2 separate regions of the Mus musculus genome follow, and region 1 is linked to region 2. A link is a loop called in an ENCODE intact Hi-C map of the cell type or tissue named here. Cell type or tissue: gastrocnemius. All regions are shown on one strand.

The links. Hi-C counts contacts between places; a loop is a spot of excess contacts. Peaks named below come from ENCODE experiments on the same cell type or tissue, not always from the same donor. Only the 100,000 strongest peaks of a DNase experiment are listed, where the experiment ranks them.
Region 1: it touches region 2 in a loop (2.2-fold over the local background); 4 of 42 quality-filtered maps call a loop at or near these places.

Annotation. Positions count from the first base shown.
Region 1 is chr1:51,150,983-51,158,982 of GRCm38, forward strand. All of the region lies in intron 7 of Tmeff2 (transmembrane protein with EGF-like and two follistatin-like domains 2), which reads left to right. Among named protein-coding and RNA genes, the nearest start is that of Cavin2, 130 kb to the right of the region's middle. In gastrocnemius, no CTCF peak of the experiment used is centred here; no DNase peak of the experiment used is centred here; H3K4me3 peaks cover 367 bases; H3K27ac peaks cover 1,121 bases.
Region 2 is chr1:50,957,772-50,965,771 of GRCm38, forward strand. The region is part of intron 4 of Tmeff2 (transmembrane protein with EGF-like and two follistatin-like domains 2); the gene reads left to right. Among named protein-coding and RNA genes, the nearest start is that of Tmeff2, 34 kb to the left of the region's middle. In gastrocnemius, a CTCF peak has its summit at 4,702 (motif pointing right); DNase peaks (open chromatin) are centred at 1,277 and 4,712; H3K4me3 peaks cover 606 bases; H3K27ac peaks cover 1,364 bases.

The sequences.
Region 1 (8,000 bases), 190 kb after region 2:
TACTTTATATTATGATCTGTGGACAGCATGCTGCCTTGCTCCTTCTGAGTCTACCTTCAGAGTCCACAGTCCACAAAAGTGTCTTAGGAATGAGCAAGTGCAGCTCAGCCTGATGCAGCGGAACTGAGGAGACCTGTGGAGTAACGTGGCCCACAATAAGGGCGGCCAAAATGTTGTCTTGCTTTTTGGTTTGGTTTGGTTTGGTTTTGGTTTGGGGTTTTGTCAGTACCAGGTTTACCTGACAGAGAAGAGAAAAGAGCATTGTGAAGGTGGGGGGCGGGGCTTGAAAGCCAAGGAAGGTTGATGAACTAGAGGGTTCCAAGACTGGCACGGGGTTTGATGCCTCTGTGATATGGCATGGAGGAGAGGGCAAAATAAAGGTAAGCAGAAATGGTGGTTTGTAGGTGAGCCAAGCCTCCATCATTATTCGTAATAAATGTGTAAATATATTCTTTGGTAGGGGGCTATAATTTAAAAAAATAAGGAAAACCAACCGGGCATAGGGAAGAAAGGAACACAAGGCAAGGCAGATGAAGAAAGCCTGGTAGAATAAAGAAGATTGGCTGTGTTGTTGTTGATAACAGAGAAGAAAATGTATTTTAGGTGGACTTAGGATGTATGTTTACCAGATTTGCTGTCTAGATGTGAATGCCTGTATGTGGACAAAATAGTGAATCACATCTGATGTGTTCCTTTGGATGCATCAACACAGAGATGGACCTGAGGGTCTGCAAGGAGAAGAAAGGAAAATGATGATGTGGTGACCCTCCAAGGGAGGCTGAAGCTGAAGGATTGATAAATGCCTTAAAGAAATTCATAAGGAGGATAAATGCCTTAAAGAGATTGTAACTTTGTTAGCTATTTGTGCTAATGAGAACATTAGAGAATGTTTTAAACGAGTTCTAGCAAAGGTGGCCCCAGAAAAATAAACAGGGACCTGTGGGTGGTAAAGAAGAGTCCTGGAAGCTAATAGAGGTGGGATCCTCAGAAGCTCCTGTCATTGGCTTCTCCCCTGTGTCCTGTTTCATGTTTTTGTCTCTAGAATAAAATAAGTGCTCATTTCATTTTAAGTGTTAGGCCTAAAAATATCCCTTTTGTTCTAAAGCTTGCTTTTATGTACAATTATGTCTATAACTTACTATCTGTCGTGGCTGTTCTCTGTGTGTGGAGCCAGAGCCCCCCCCCCCCCCTTTGCCTTCACACTGTTGCAGTGAGCCTGCTGAGATCTCCCAGTAGCCTGTGCCTGCATTCCAGACATTCTGCAAATGGCATGCTTTAGTTTTCCCAGTCTCTTTAATGTGAACAGAATTTTGTTTGTGCATTTGTGGTTTACCTTTTATTCCTTGTCTTCTTTAGTTATCATTCAAAGTCCATGAGGGCAGGAAAGCCATCCTGTTCCCTATTATAAATGTGGCACCTAGAAAAGCGCCTGATGCATGGTCAGCACCTTACAACTATTCCATCAAGACCAGGGGTCATTGCTCTAGAAGCAGAAGTCCTCATATAAAAGTAACCTCCTCTTGTTTTCCTCTTATGACATTTTTACCTGTATTAATAAAATTTCAAAAATTTTTTGTGAAAAGCTACACAAACAGAAGATGTATAGGTGTGTGTATCATAAATTTATAGATACTTTTTTTTAACTCCTCAAAAAAGAAAAAGAAAAAAACTAATGGATTCCAGTTTGGGAGTTTAATTTCTCATCTCTTCTGGACATTTAAAAACACTTTAAGAACAAACTTTTATAGGGAATTTAATTCTGAACATTGCTTTGGAAGTAATAGGAAAGACTGTTTACTGAAAGGGGAAGAAAGAGACCTTCATATGCAAATGTCTGGCATTTGAAAATGTCATATAGCTACATCTACATATAAATAAGATGCTCTCTGAATTCCAGGGAAGGGAGACTTTGTATAGCATTAGCCAATTTCTATATCACAGTAAAGTGAAACTAATAAAGCAGCAATGGGTCAAGAAGTGGGGGAGAGAGCAAATCTCCACTACCTCTAACAGCAGCAGCACTCCGGGTCAAAGACCAAGCAGACAGAATCCGAGCCCTGATGAAATCAAATCCTACGCGCTTGAAGGATAATGGAGAGCAGCCAGCTAGAAGAAAAGGGACACAGATCAGGTCTTGACAACTCCCTATCACGTACTTGCTCTCCTTCTAAATATTGACATGGAAACCAAAGTCCTCTGAGATCTTTTCTCTCCAGGCTGAGAGATGTTTTTCTTAACATGAAGTTCTAAAGGTTGAACAACAAACAAAACAAACAACATCAAAAACAAATAAACAAACAAACAAAATTCCACTTTGACATCTTTCCAATTTCATATGTATTCCACTGCCTTCTAATATAGTGCTCCCTGACTATAGTGGAGTCACAGGGGGAAATGATTAATAACATAATTTATGTTACTTTTACTGACCATTTATTTCATGGAGTCCTTGTAGAACTTGTACCAGCGAGAACTGACTGGAGTCTATCAGCCAGAGCCTGTACCAAAATTTAATTTTAGGTACTAAGATAAGTAGACCAAAGCCAACCCTGGCTCCTACACAAGGTAATTTATACAGGAGCTGGTGCTGAGAGAACTAGCCTCGAGAAGGATAACTGAAGGCAAATGCTTGAATTTTAGGGTAGAAATCTATTTTAGTAAGCTTAAGTTAGCAGCAATAGGGAAGAAAAGAGAAAAATCCAATTGTCAAAGAAAACCAACAAATGAGGGTTGTCCTAAAAATGGATCAGTATAATCGTTACCTTCCTGTTGAATATAGAAAACTGTTTGGCAACTTACTAGTGTTTCTCTTTGAAATAACCATTCAATAAAAAAGTTATTATCACCATGGAAAATATTTTAAATGTAGAACCAGAAAGTTGAAGAACCTCATCTGGGGACATCTTCTGTTGGAGAAGTTGAGAATATGTACAAATAGTGTTCTCTCTAGCTAGAGAGAAGTCTCATTGGCCCCTACCACTCCTGCCTGCATTGGGGCAGAAAGAGTAACAGGAAAAGAGAGAAATGCACATTGGATACATCTGAAAATACACAGTCCCTTGTGGCAGATATTAAAGGAGCCAAAGCAAGTCCCTAATGAGGATTAAAAATATCATATCAAAGAACATGTTTCAAAAACTAAAAAAGGAAAAAGAAGTGGAGAAAAATTTGTTGACTTTCTGCTAAAATGTGCTGACATGTGGGGATATTTATGTTTTTCTGAACATCTGGTGCATATTAGTATGTTTTTATTCACAATCCTCAATTATTAATAAAAAAGGAAAGCTGAATAATTAGGACACACTGCCACAATAAATGAATATCATGCATGTCTCTTCCCACTGCATAGACTCTCACCATACCATTAAAAAACATAGTTATTTTTAAGTAGAAGAATCAGTATATTATCTTATTATAACAAATTTCTATCAGAATAGACCATATTGAGTCAGCAACACATGAATCTAAGAGGTTGGATTATATTTCAAATCATGATCATTATTATTAATAATGATCCACATTATACTTTTAATAATGGCTAAAGTTTGAAGAACAACCTAAACTTGATATATACTTGCTTTGCCAAGATGGAATTCTATTTCTTTAATAAGACTTTATGGAGCAGAGAAGATTTTATTAGAGAGAATGGCACCATCACTTTTGGCTCCTTTGTAGCCTGTCAAATTGAAGTTATCACTATCTACTTTATAAATTTTGGTTAACCTTCATTTCCTATTAAGGATTGCATCAGCTACTTGTGGCTATTTTAAGAACCCACTACTGAATATAACTGAGTCCTTTCCATCAATTGCAGGTAGCCAGCAGTGACACATAGTCCAAGAGTGGTGAAGGCTAGGACAAGTCTGGCAGTAGACAGCAGGTTGTCCATAAATGATCACAGAACTCTGGTAGCAGACCACTTTATTAGCTCTTCTTTCCGGGCACTCACACCACACACCCTGCCTTCATCTCTTTGTCTGTGTGCAGAGATATAGCTAATTACCCTGAGCCCTGCTTAATCTCACATGATTTCTTATAGATTCGTACACTATTCTAACATCAAATAACCCTGCTTCTCATTTGGCAAACTCTTGTTCCAGTTTGCATGTCATCTTTGCCCCATGAAGGATGATGTGTTGAACAGACACATTTACTTGCCAAGTGCTGTATGCTATGCCAACGTGTACCAATGCATACCTACATCTAAAATCTCACTCATTTAAAACAGCTATAAAGAGCTGAGTACTATGGATAAGAACTTGCCTATAGTCACAGTGCTGAGAGAAAAAGATGAGAAGGCCAAGCAAACTCCCCAAACATTTTCAGGAGGTACTGCTAATCTGGAGGGTAGCATAAAGGGTTTCATTGCAGCATGTTCATACATTTGCATCGTAGTCTTTTTCGATTACTCTGTTCATGCACTGCCTTCCCTGTCCCCCTGCTCACTGTGTCTGGTTTCTCTCCTCCCTTTCTACTTTCACATCGCTTGTATTGCATTACCCCCATCCCCCATAGTACTTCCTGCTACCTGCCCAGTTGCTGTTTGGATCCTCGAATGAAACACATGCACACGCACATGCAAACACACACACACACACACACACACACACACACACACATACATTAGCTTATTTTGAAATTCCTCCCTTGTCTAGCATGCTTTTCTCTCCAGTACTCCTGACTCAACACCTCCTAAATCTACTTTTAACTTTGCTGCCCTATTACCTTCTGTGAAGCCCATTGTGTTTTGCTACTCAAGACACTTCTTGGCAGCCCTTCCTGGGGCAGCTTCCCTTTCCTCCTAGGTTTCACATGATCTTCCCTCTGCAGCCCTAAATCTGATCTCTCTCTCTCTCTCTCTCTCTCTCTCTCTCTCTCTCTCTCTCTCTCTCTCTCTCTCTCTCTCTCTGCAATTATCCTTCTCCTCCTCTCTGCATCCTAGCCTGTGCAACTCTACGGGCCCTACCTCATCTCTCTTTGCCCTACTATTGGCTGCTGGCTTCTTTTTTGATTGAGCACAAACCAATCGGGGACAAGAACCTTTAGCATTTGGACACACAGATTCCCTATTAAATCAAAACATTAGAACCAATCTCAAATAATCCACTCTTCCTCCTGCTCCACTAAAACTTATGCCTTCTTTCTCATAACATTCACTTCTAGTTTTCTCCTTTTCCCCATGTCATAAGCTCATATTTATGCATACATGCACATATATATAATTTTAAATCTCGGTTCCATGTATAAGAGAAGCCATGTACTATTGGTTTATTACACTTAACATGGTGACTTCTAGTTCCACCCATTTTGTTCACGTGTAGTTGTCTTTTTTGATTGCATGAAATTTCATTATGCATATAGACCACTACATCTGTTGATAGATATCTCTGCAGGTATTTTTCCTGATGTTGAGAATCTTGCAATAGGTTTCTGCTTTTTAACATTCGTAAGCTGAGGCCTTCTGTTCCTCACCTTCACCTCAGAAACGCAGTAAGAGTCCTTCTATGACCAACATGGGCTTCCTGTTTTCATTCTAGAGATGACAAAACAGCTACAAAGGTACTCATGAATTTCCTCATCTCCTACTACAAATAAAGAGGGACACGGGCTTCTGAACTCAGAACAGGAGATTATAATTTCATTCACAAGAAAAACTTCTCTCAGGGTTGCAAGACTTGACTATCTATTAGCACATTCTCCTACTCACAAAGTGTATCATTGCATATTAATAGACTAGAGAAAACATTCCTTATGTATAAAATTTCCTAGCCAGTGCTACAAAATACTCAGACAGTTAAATATAAGATTGTACATAAGGCTCTTCCAGCTTAAACTATGCTCTTAATTTCTTTGGAACACTATAGCCTAAAAGATGATGAAGGGCCTTCATGGGTCCAGCCTGATGTGGTAGAAAGTCATGTGGTATATGAGACTCCATACAGCTGTTCCTGTGTTAGGCAAACCTCATCTTCTCTGTATAATACTAATCATCTCTGTCCATTGTTCCAAACTGCAGACAATGGGCTCTACATCAATATTATTAGCCTAAAAGTGCTCTGGAAATTCAAAACATGGCAGAAATTCTAACTTTCCAATGCCACTAGCCACACTTGGACTTTCCAAATACAACATCTATTTCTTCTCTTCCACTATCCTCCTTTCTCATTCTCTTCCTTGCTCTCCATCTCCCTCTTGACACATCAGCAGAAGAAACTCTGTACAAGGCTGTGAGGGGAACAGGCAAAGGTCTGAATTTTTAAAAGTTGAGGCACAATGCTGAGTTTTTTGATTATAAGAAATTCTTAATGAATAATGAAAATCTCTGGATCTACTAAATCTAAACAAATAAGAATAAAAAACTTAAAGTCAAAGAGTTCACCATTACTTTTCAGGTCAACAAAAATTACTTGAAACTCATTTTTTAGTTAGTATATATATTTCAAGGTAAAAGCAGGTTTATTATAGAAATCTAAACCTCATAGATTTCTATAATAAACCTCTGATGAATCTCTTTCTAGGCTTTTTATATTTTTCACATACTATTTGTGTACATATTCATTTCTGTACATATATGTAGATATGTATATGTGTTTCTATGTAGTGCATATAGGTATGTGTATATGCATATGTAGATGGGTATATGTGTATATTTATATGTTTATGTATGTGTGTATGCATGTACACTTGAGTGCATGTGTGATGTATGTATGTGTATATGTGTATGCATATTCATAGGTAAGCATACCTGTGAATGTATGTACTGGAACTGGGATCCAACTTGAGTGCCATTGTATTAGTTAGGGTTTTACTGCTGTGAACAGACAACATGACCAAGGCAAGTCTCATAAAAAAAAAAAAAAAACATTTAATTGGGGCTGGCTTACAGGTTCAGAGGTTCAGTCCATTATCATCAAGGTGGGAGCATGGCAGTATCCAGGCAGGCATGGCTCAGGAGGAGCTGAGAGTTCTATGTCTTCATCCAAAGGCTGCTAGAGGAAGACTGACTTCCAGGCAACTAGTGTGAGGATCTTATGCCCACACCCACAGTGACACACCCATTCCAACCAGGTCACACCTATTCCAACAAGGCCACACCTCCAGATGGTGCGACTCCCTGGTCTAAGGATATACAAACAATCACAGCCATCAAATCTTATATTTTTTTCTGGTTGAATAATATTTTATCCTTCTGTTACACTGAAATTTAGTATTGTTATTAAATGTTAGATAATTTTACTTTTAGGTGATGTATTTAATGTTAGTAATAACTCTGCCTACACTTGAGGCTTTTAATTCACAGACTTCAACAGTGTGTAGCATATTCTGTCCTAATAATGACATCTTAAGTGCTGTATCTTCTCTACTAAACACTGAGCAGATAAAGTCTGTTGTGGCTTTCTAACAGCCGCAGTTCTTCCTTGACAAGTGTAAAAGCTGATCACAGTGAGCCTGCCACCTCAGTTCCCTAGAAGCAGATCTCAGTCATGGCCTGAGGTAAAGCCCCTGAAAACCGGAATGGGAAAGGCAGGGTAGGGGGAAGGAAGGGGGAACTAAACAATGTGTACATAGTCTAAAATAAACAAATCCTAAAAGTGTGTGTGTATATATATATATACACTTTTAGAATATATATATAATGTTTTGACAGTTTTCTTTAGGCTGTAAAATTTGAGTTCTTTCTTTTGTTCTTTTACTATCTATGTATTTTTCCTATTGTCACCTCAATGTGAATTGCTTTTATAATGAAAAATATCCAATATGCTTTATTTTTTAAGAAAAATATAGAACTAAGCAATTTAGCTCTCTCGGGAAACCAAATTCTTCATATTGAATGGTACAGTTTCTATTAGCCAGTGAAACACCTATGGTTATGACTCTACCTGCGGATTCAAGTGGAGTAGTAAGGCAATCTCAAGGATCTCTCCAGGCAAAGGAATACTTCTGTCTCAATTATCTGAACCTTCAGACAAAATTGTTTTCTGGGCTGAAATTATCCACAT
Region 2 (8,000 bases):
GCTGGGTATGGGTGCCTGCCCTTAAGTGTACTTAATATTCCCAGTGAGACACCAGTAAAAGATATTATAATTATTATTATTTCGCAAGCTTGTATCAGTTGGAGAAAGCTTCCTGGGGAGGATGAAGACTCATAAGCACTTCCCTGTCTGGACACTGGGACCCCATCCAGCTTGAACCTGTGCAGGCCCATGTGTGCTGCCGCTGTCTCTGTGAGTTCATATGTTTAAACCTGGCATGGTAGCACAGGCCTAAAGTCCCAGCATTCTGAAAGATGAGAATAAAGACGTCACATCTGAGAGCCACACAGGAGCATAGAGACATTCTATTTGAGTAAACAAAAACTGAAAGGAATCAATAATCATTGCACACTTTGGACAGCACTACTCCTGCTCCAACCATTTGTTTTCTGGCTGCTGTGTTCTAAGTAGAGTCCTCTCTGCCACAGTGGGTTCCAGAGCATGTGGAGACATGAATAGCTGGCCTGCCTACTGACAGTGCCACTTAAGCTTCAGAGAAAAGGTATTTTAAGTTAGAATTTTGAAATTTAATTCCTATACAGAAATATTCTTACAACAGAAATAATTCTCCTTTTTCTAGATATTTCACAAAAGTTTACTTGTCTTTGTGCAGATTTGTGGGGCAATTCTCCTCTGATGATATTGTAGAAATCAGGTATGAAGGAGGGTGTGAAGTGGTAATATGAGCAGGAGGCATACAAACATTTTATATTTTAGCCAAAATTCACATTCAGAGCTATTTAGTTACACGCAACATATTTGTAGTTTTTATTTTTTAACTCTTTTAGCCAGTAATCAAGAAGTCCATCTGACAAAACATGTTAGAAACACTGCCCATAGCATCAGGAAAAAGAAGCCAGTGTCTTCATTAGCAAAACAGCTGTACACAATGACACCCATGACATTCTGGATCAAGACTCTGAAGACCTGAACTTACACAAGAGGCTCTGTTATTCTACACAGTGTTCCAAATATATTTGTTTATTCCAAAATTTGCTTTTATTTACTTATGTATCTGTCTTGGTAAGGGGAGAGAGCTCCTGCTCCACTTCCCCTCTCAACCCTGGGACCCTGTCTAGTTGAAACCTATGTATATCCACACTTGCTGCCATAGTCTCTGAGTAGCACATAGATGTGTGCTTGTATATGTTTTACTTTGAGGTCAACAATGTCAGGCATCTTCAGTTGCTCCCCACTTCAGTTTTTCAGTCTCTTAGTGAACCTGGAGTTTGCCAATTCAGTTAGAGTGACCTGTGGGCAAAGGCCCAGGAATCTCCCTCCATCTGCCTCTTTCGATCTAGTCTTTTGGAATGAGATCAGGGACACATCCCTTAACAAACTTAGCCATATCTCCAGCTCCAAGGCTTTTCCTCCAAATGTAGATATATCTTCCTGTTATTTTCTGAATAGTGTTTATCACTAAATATCTCAAAATTAAAAGTAGTATTCCTAACATTCTTAGTATACAGAATTTATAGTTAATGAAAATGAAATGACTTTTGAAAAACCTTCTAATTTTTGTGTCTCTAGTATAATACCATGTGGAAGAAAAATACAATGGTTATTTAATACTTCTTGAAGTTATTGGGATGGCAAAAGTGTAAATAAAAAAGTGCTCCAAATGTTGCAGCCGCCAGCAGCTCGCAACATGAACGGTTCGACTGAGAAGGCTACTCGAGCTGTAAGAGAGGAATCTAGACGGGGCGAAAGAAGAAACGGAGCCAAGACAAATTCATTCTGATCAAAGCTCAAATTTTATTCTTGGGACACTAGTTATAAAGGAAGGGAGAGGGGACCTGATTCCCGCCGAATAATCTCGGGTCCAGTAGAAAGGTGCACGTGTGTGGCTCCTCAGGTTCCAGCAGTGGGCGTGGCAGAACGAATGAGCAGGAAGCTCCACCCCGAGCAAGCAGGTTTCAGGCTGGGGGAGGGGAGACTACATCCAAATAGTATGTTAATATTAAGCATGATACCATACCTTCAGATTGGGCAAGTAAAAACACATGGGTGCATATTATGGTCTGATTATTTATAGTCGTGTATTAAGTAATTGGCATGATTCTTCAGGGAACATAGATCATCTCTATTTTCGATGGTTAAAAGAAGAGGCACAACAGTATTTGTTAAACATTTTCATATGTTGTGAGGAACAAAGCTAGCTTCCTTGGGCTCTGAAATTTCTTTTTACTTCATTGTTTCATGTGTAGGTTGTTGCCATAAGTTGGGAAATTAAAATAGAATGTTGCAATATTTCATATTAAGCATTATTAATGTGATTGGGAGTAGTTATTACTATTAAATAGATTTTCATAAATCAGCAAATTTGTGTGATGTGACTTGGACATAAGAATGCATGGAAGGACACACATACACACACAATCTGGTAGTATTATTGATTATATAATATGCATTCTATTTTTCTTTGTACTTTCTTCGTATTGGTGACATTGGCTATGCCATACTTTGTGCCAACCAAGTTTAAGAGACAAGAAAAAACTCTGAGTAAGAATACTTCAGAGAGTAACAACTAGTTTACAGAAAATAAAACAGGTGCTATAAGACAAAGTATCTCTCTTGGGAGAAAAAATTCAATTTTATTATGAGAAAGAGAAATAGCAGGTAAAGGTACAGAAGCAGGATGCTCCCGACAAATGCCAAGTCCCTACGTGTAGTCACCTGTATTCCATGCCCTGTAGTCTTGGGCATTTGGATACTTAGTTCCTAATTGGTGCATCCTTGGGCTAAGTCCTAGTTGTGGTGTGTCCTAGGTCCTAAGAGGTGTGTCCTTGTTGGAAGAGGTATGTCACCAGAAAGAGAGTTCAGACCTATGCCCACTCAGGTATGCTCTCTCTGCTTCCTGCTTTCTCTGCCTCCTGCATCTGTGCTGCACTCCTCTCATGGATTCTTCTCCTTCTGGAATTGTATTTCTCAGTAAAGTCCCTTCTGTACGTTGCCTTGGTCACAGTGTCTTATCATGGTCATAGAGAAGTAACTAATACACTCTGCGAGCTCCTTGGGAAATACAGGGCAGAGGGAGTTCAGCACCACAGCACTTGACCAGAAAACCCTCAGCTGAGTCGTAAAAAAAATTTGTATTTTCACCAGGGTCATTAAAATGTTTTAAGGGCAATCTTTTTTTTTTAATATGTTTAAAATACTGTTCAGGCCTCCAGGTGGAGAATAAATTGTATGTGAAGCAAAATTGAAGCAAGATACTAACACAAAGATTGCCACAGTGGAACAAGGCAGAGTGAGTCCACACAACCTGAGTGTTGGTCAAAGGGCCAGTGAGGTGGTAACAAATACTTTCTGTCCATTTAGATGCTAGTATGGGTGTGAACAAGTGTTACTTGCCAAAGTAAGGAAGAACATGGATAGTCAGGAGGTAGATACATGAGGATCAAGTTCACATCACTATCCAAGTCTGTGCAATGAGTCTTTGCCTGACTCAGAACAAAAGAAAAGTATGTGGAAAGGGTAGGAAGGATGTCAATAGCGTCTTTATCTCATCCATGTTCGTCACAAATCAACATTACTGGTTTAATTTTAAAACACAAATATACTTCATAAAGAGCACCATTTTAAGAACCAAAGCCCTCGTGCTGAGCCCAATATACTCATCGAAGGCAATTTTCTCAGACTTTGAGATGCAAACACACTGACGTGCTTAGGAGTTTTCAGTTGGTTGCTTTTCAATAAAGCCTGTGTAGTCTGACGTTTTTGTTTTTCATTTACTCCTTGAAATTTATCATCAACAGTTTCAGCATCATCCCCGGTATGGCAGTAAAAGGTAAAATACAATAACAGGGAACTCAGTAATTTGGCTTTTAAATGGCTTTATGCATTTATGTGCTATGTAGGCTATGTAGCAGATTGTGATAACAGAATCAGTTATAATCAAAGTGCAGCCGTACAAATATAGCAGACACCTTGGAACAGCTCCCTTTGTTGATCGAGACAGAGCAGGAGTGCCATCTTACACTATATTTTCTCTATAACAGCATAGCAGCCTCAACACCTTTGTTGCGTTTCCGTTGTGCTGCTATTGCGAATGTCCCCACAGTAGCACTTTACCTGTATTTATCATTGATTCTTGCACATTGAATTTTCTGCTCTGCGGACAACTAATTTGAGTGGCTTGAAGTATAAAACTTACAGCTTTCCCCTTCATTGTCCCAGTTCACATAACAATATAGAAGTCATTTCCCAGTGCAGAAAACCCCAAGGCCCTCAGACTTTGTTCAGCCTCCGTGGTGCTACATAATTTATTTTATTTCTCTGAAGCCTGCAGCGTTTCTTATGTGCTGTTAAGGGAGGGGATCCATTGTCAGTGTGTAAGCATCACTTCAATTAAGCTCTGCTGGCTTCTCTGTCTGCATGCGAATGTGAACTTGGTTGTCTTGAGAATGACAGTTGTTTATTTTACTCATGGGTGTCTGATGCTGGGTGGGGACTTACAGGTTGACTCAAATATTTATAAACATGTCTTTTGCTGTCTTTCGTGGAGACTATTCTAAAGTTAGGGGAGGTGCTTTTTATATTTTGTTGATTGTTTTTGGTTCTCACAAACTCCTTTAGCTTTCTCTTCTCTTGAATTCTAAATTGCAATTCTTGTTTTATCCAGCTAGTCCCAGAAACTATAACCTGGTTTGATTCCTGAAGTGGGAATAATGTTGTACCAGTAGGGGGAGCTCACACCATGCCTATTTTATGGGTTGGTTTGAAGTTAATTTTGTGGCTTTGTATCCTTAAGGGTGGAGCCGGTTTCACTTTAAAGCCAACAGTTTCTGGGGTTTGGAATATAAGTTATTTCTTCCAGTTGAAAAGTTAAAATAATCTGAAGTTGTAAATCTTAAGTGCGTTAACAGTTTAAGTCTTTAGCTAACGAATCGTCATACTGTGGTTGAAGTTTTCAGATTGCTGAAATGTAGAAGCTTTAAAATATACTAAAAGTTCTCTTTCTTTGTGTACATCCTCAAATCACTTCCTTCCAGGAACAGTGACCACAGGACTCGGGCTGAACACTTTTTGTGCTGATGACTGTAAGTCAGCATAAACAAGGCAGTTGCTAACCATGGTTGTGGATGTAAATGTGAGCTTAGTTTTTTCATAGATATCCCTGGAGGGATAGATACTTGGGGCTATCCATATTTCTCACTAAATTTGCATAGAATGGAGTTGGAAAGGCATACAGATCTCAACTAGCTCTGTGCTACTCAAGTCAGCAAAGGACTCAGAGCCAGTATCATTCCAATACCTTTTCTTTCCCAAGTTTGTTATTTTTGACTCTCCTTTGAGATGTTAGCAATTTTCCAAATTCTGCCTGAAATTTCAGTCTCTAAGATGGTGAACACCAAACACCTCTTCATATAATACGTTTCTGCAGGCATCTAATGTGACCTCAGAAAATGGAAAAGGGAGTAGCATCTTCTCTTTGTTCCTTTTCTCCACTCTTGAACATCTGTCTAATGTCATGCATAAGGATGCCCAAGACTCTGCTCTGCCCACAGCAAACTCATGATTCAGAGACTGTACCATTCAGTGAATTGGGAGAAGGAAGGTTCCAGCGTGTGTTTTCTTCATCAGAATAAGAGATCACAGTTGTCTCCAGACTAGCCCATGAATTTGACTTTCAAAGCATCCCTGAGTCAAGACAGCTGACTAATTGCTAACATTATGCCTCATAAATCTGAAAGTCTGGACTAGAAAGTGTGCGATGCCTGCCTCTTGATGGACATTAGTTATGAAATCACCTCTGTCATAGAATTTTCATCTAAATCACTGTGCTGTTTCATAGGTTACATGTGGTTGGAACCCTGGTGTAGAAGAGGGAGAGATAATGGAGAGAAGAAGATGAGGTGAGGTAGAAGAGGCTATTGAAAGTCGGAGAAAGGTTCTCAGGCATTTGCGCGTTTCCTCCGGGTGAACGCCACAATTGTCTAGCAATTTCCTAGCAATAAAATAGCTGTCCTGTGGTTGATGAGCCTTTAGCATGACAGCGTGATGACCTTAGCCTGGATTCTCGGATTTTAATAGCTCTGTGGTTCCCATAGGGTGAAGCTCTTTGCTCATTGCTTTCTTTGGCTTAGACTTTCTTCTCTGTCAGTGATCCTCCTGTGTACTGTTACCTCATTAGTGCTTGATTCCTAGAGCATCATCACTGCTACAATGTCTCTTTCTGTATCACACATTTATTTTAGATGGCATAAATTTAACAAAACAAGTTGTTCTGTGGACCCTGTAATCTTACAGGAGCATATCTATCACAGCAATGCACAGAGTCTAGGAAATCACAGATCATACCTGGCTTCAACTCCAGAACCCCTGGCCTTGTAGAACAACCACATTTAGGGTCCTACACATGATTTGGCATTTGTAATAAAATACATTTCTTTTCTAACGAAGTCTCATTCATTCTACATGTTTGAGTTCCACAAAAATTTAGATCTATTATTAAGTTTGGTGTCTGAATATTTTCCTCCCTCCACTGCCCTGCTGCTGTTCTAGTGGCTGTGGTTATGTGGTTCTGTGGGGAATCTACTAATGATCCTTCGGTTAAATATATTTTAGTTTCCCAGGCAGTTCCTTAGTTCAGCATTGTACCAGAGGTCAAGCTGAGTGGCTTTAATAGCTTTGTCAATAAATCTTACAAAATGTAGTATCTTAAACCTATATCACTTATATAGAAATTATAATATAGATATTACAGCAAAATACTCAAAACATGAGCAGTATTTGCACCAAACAAAATGGTATTACAAACCATTAATAATACTTATCAGGTAACTCATATCTTAGCCTTAGCTGTTGGGTTGATGTTAAGCTCTTGTGAAGTCACTCAGTGCTTTGTGAAACCTTCAGTTCCCAGATTCATTAGATTGCTTGGCTTCAGGAATGTAAGGCTCTTAGTGTTTTAGAGAGCAGTTCAAACACAGCATCTTGACGTGATCTTGGGAGACTGTGGCAAGAAGATGGCAAGTTTAAGGCCAAACTGAACTGGATAACAAAACCCTACCTCAAAATAAATCAAAACAGAGAAGAAGCAAGCCAAAAAAAAAAAAAAATTCCTTTCCCAAGGCAGTGGCATTATATAAAGACTCTGCCTGCTGATCTCTTGCCAGCCATGGAGCCTGTGCACTACTGCAGAGGCAATGCAGATACAGTGACTTCATTTGGGTTTATTGCATACCATTAAGTATCCTTTCAGAATGCAAAAATTTAAGTTCTTAGTTCAGACTTATATGTCTCCAAAAAAACCAATTTAGCTAGTGACTGTCATTCATGAATTGTACAGTTGGTAGACTAGGCCTTTGTTCAAGTTCTGGGAATAGAGAAGTGAAAAAGCTAACAATTATGATAGTGTGTTGGAATCTGGTGAAGTAGGGCAATGAGGTCAAAGACACTGGAAGAGGAACAAAGACCATCAAATTATTTACTTTATTTTATTGAAACAGATATACAAAGTTTTAGTACAAAGCAGCAGGGATAGGCAGTTGCTCAAAGGGATTCCTATAACAGCACTTTGAATTATCATATTTTATTAAATGGGAGGGCCAGGTCAGCTATGCAATTGCATAAACTGAACATGAAATCATTAAAGATTAAGTCTTCTGTTATTCATATGGGTGTCACACGCATAGCAAAAGTAGCACATTTAATTCCCAGAATCACTGGTTCATCGTAAAGATGAGTCATGTTGAACTAAAGGGACCATATTTTAATGAACCAGTCTGGATACTGAAGCTCAACTCTGCTTAGCAGCAGACAGCCTGGGGAACAGGAGACAATCTATTTTTCAAATGAAAAATTAGTCCCCAATGCTGTCCTTCTGTCTTAATTTCCTTCTTAGCACTCTGTGCATTCTTCCTTCTTATACTCCCTCTTGCCTTGGGGTTTCCTTAAAAACAAACCATAGACACAGAACATTTTCCATTCTTCTGGGTGGGATTCCCCGTGTGGCATTTGTTAACCAATGAGCACCA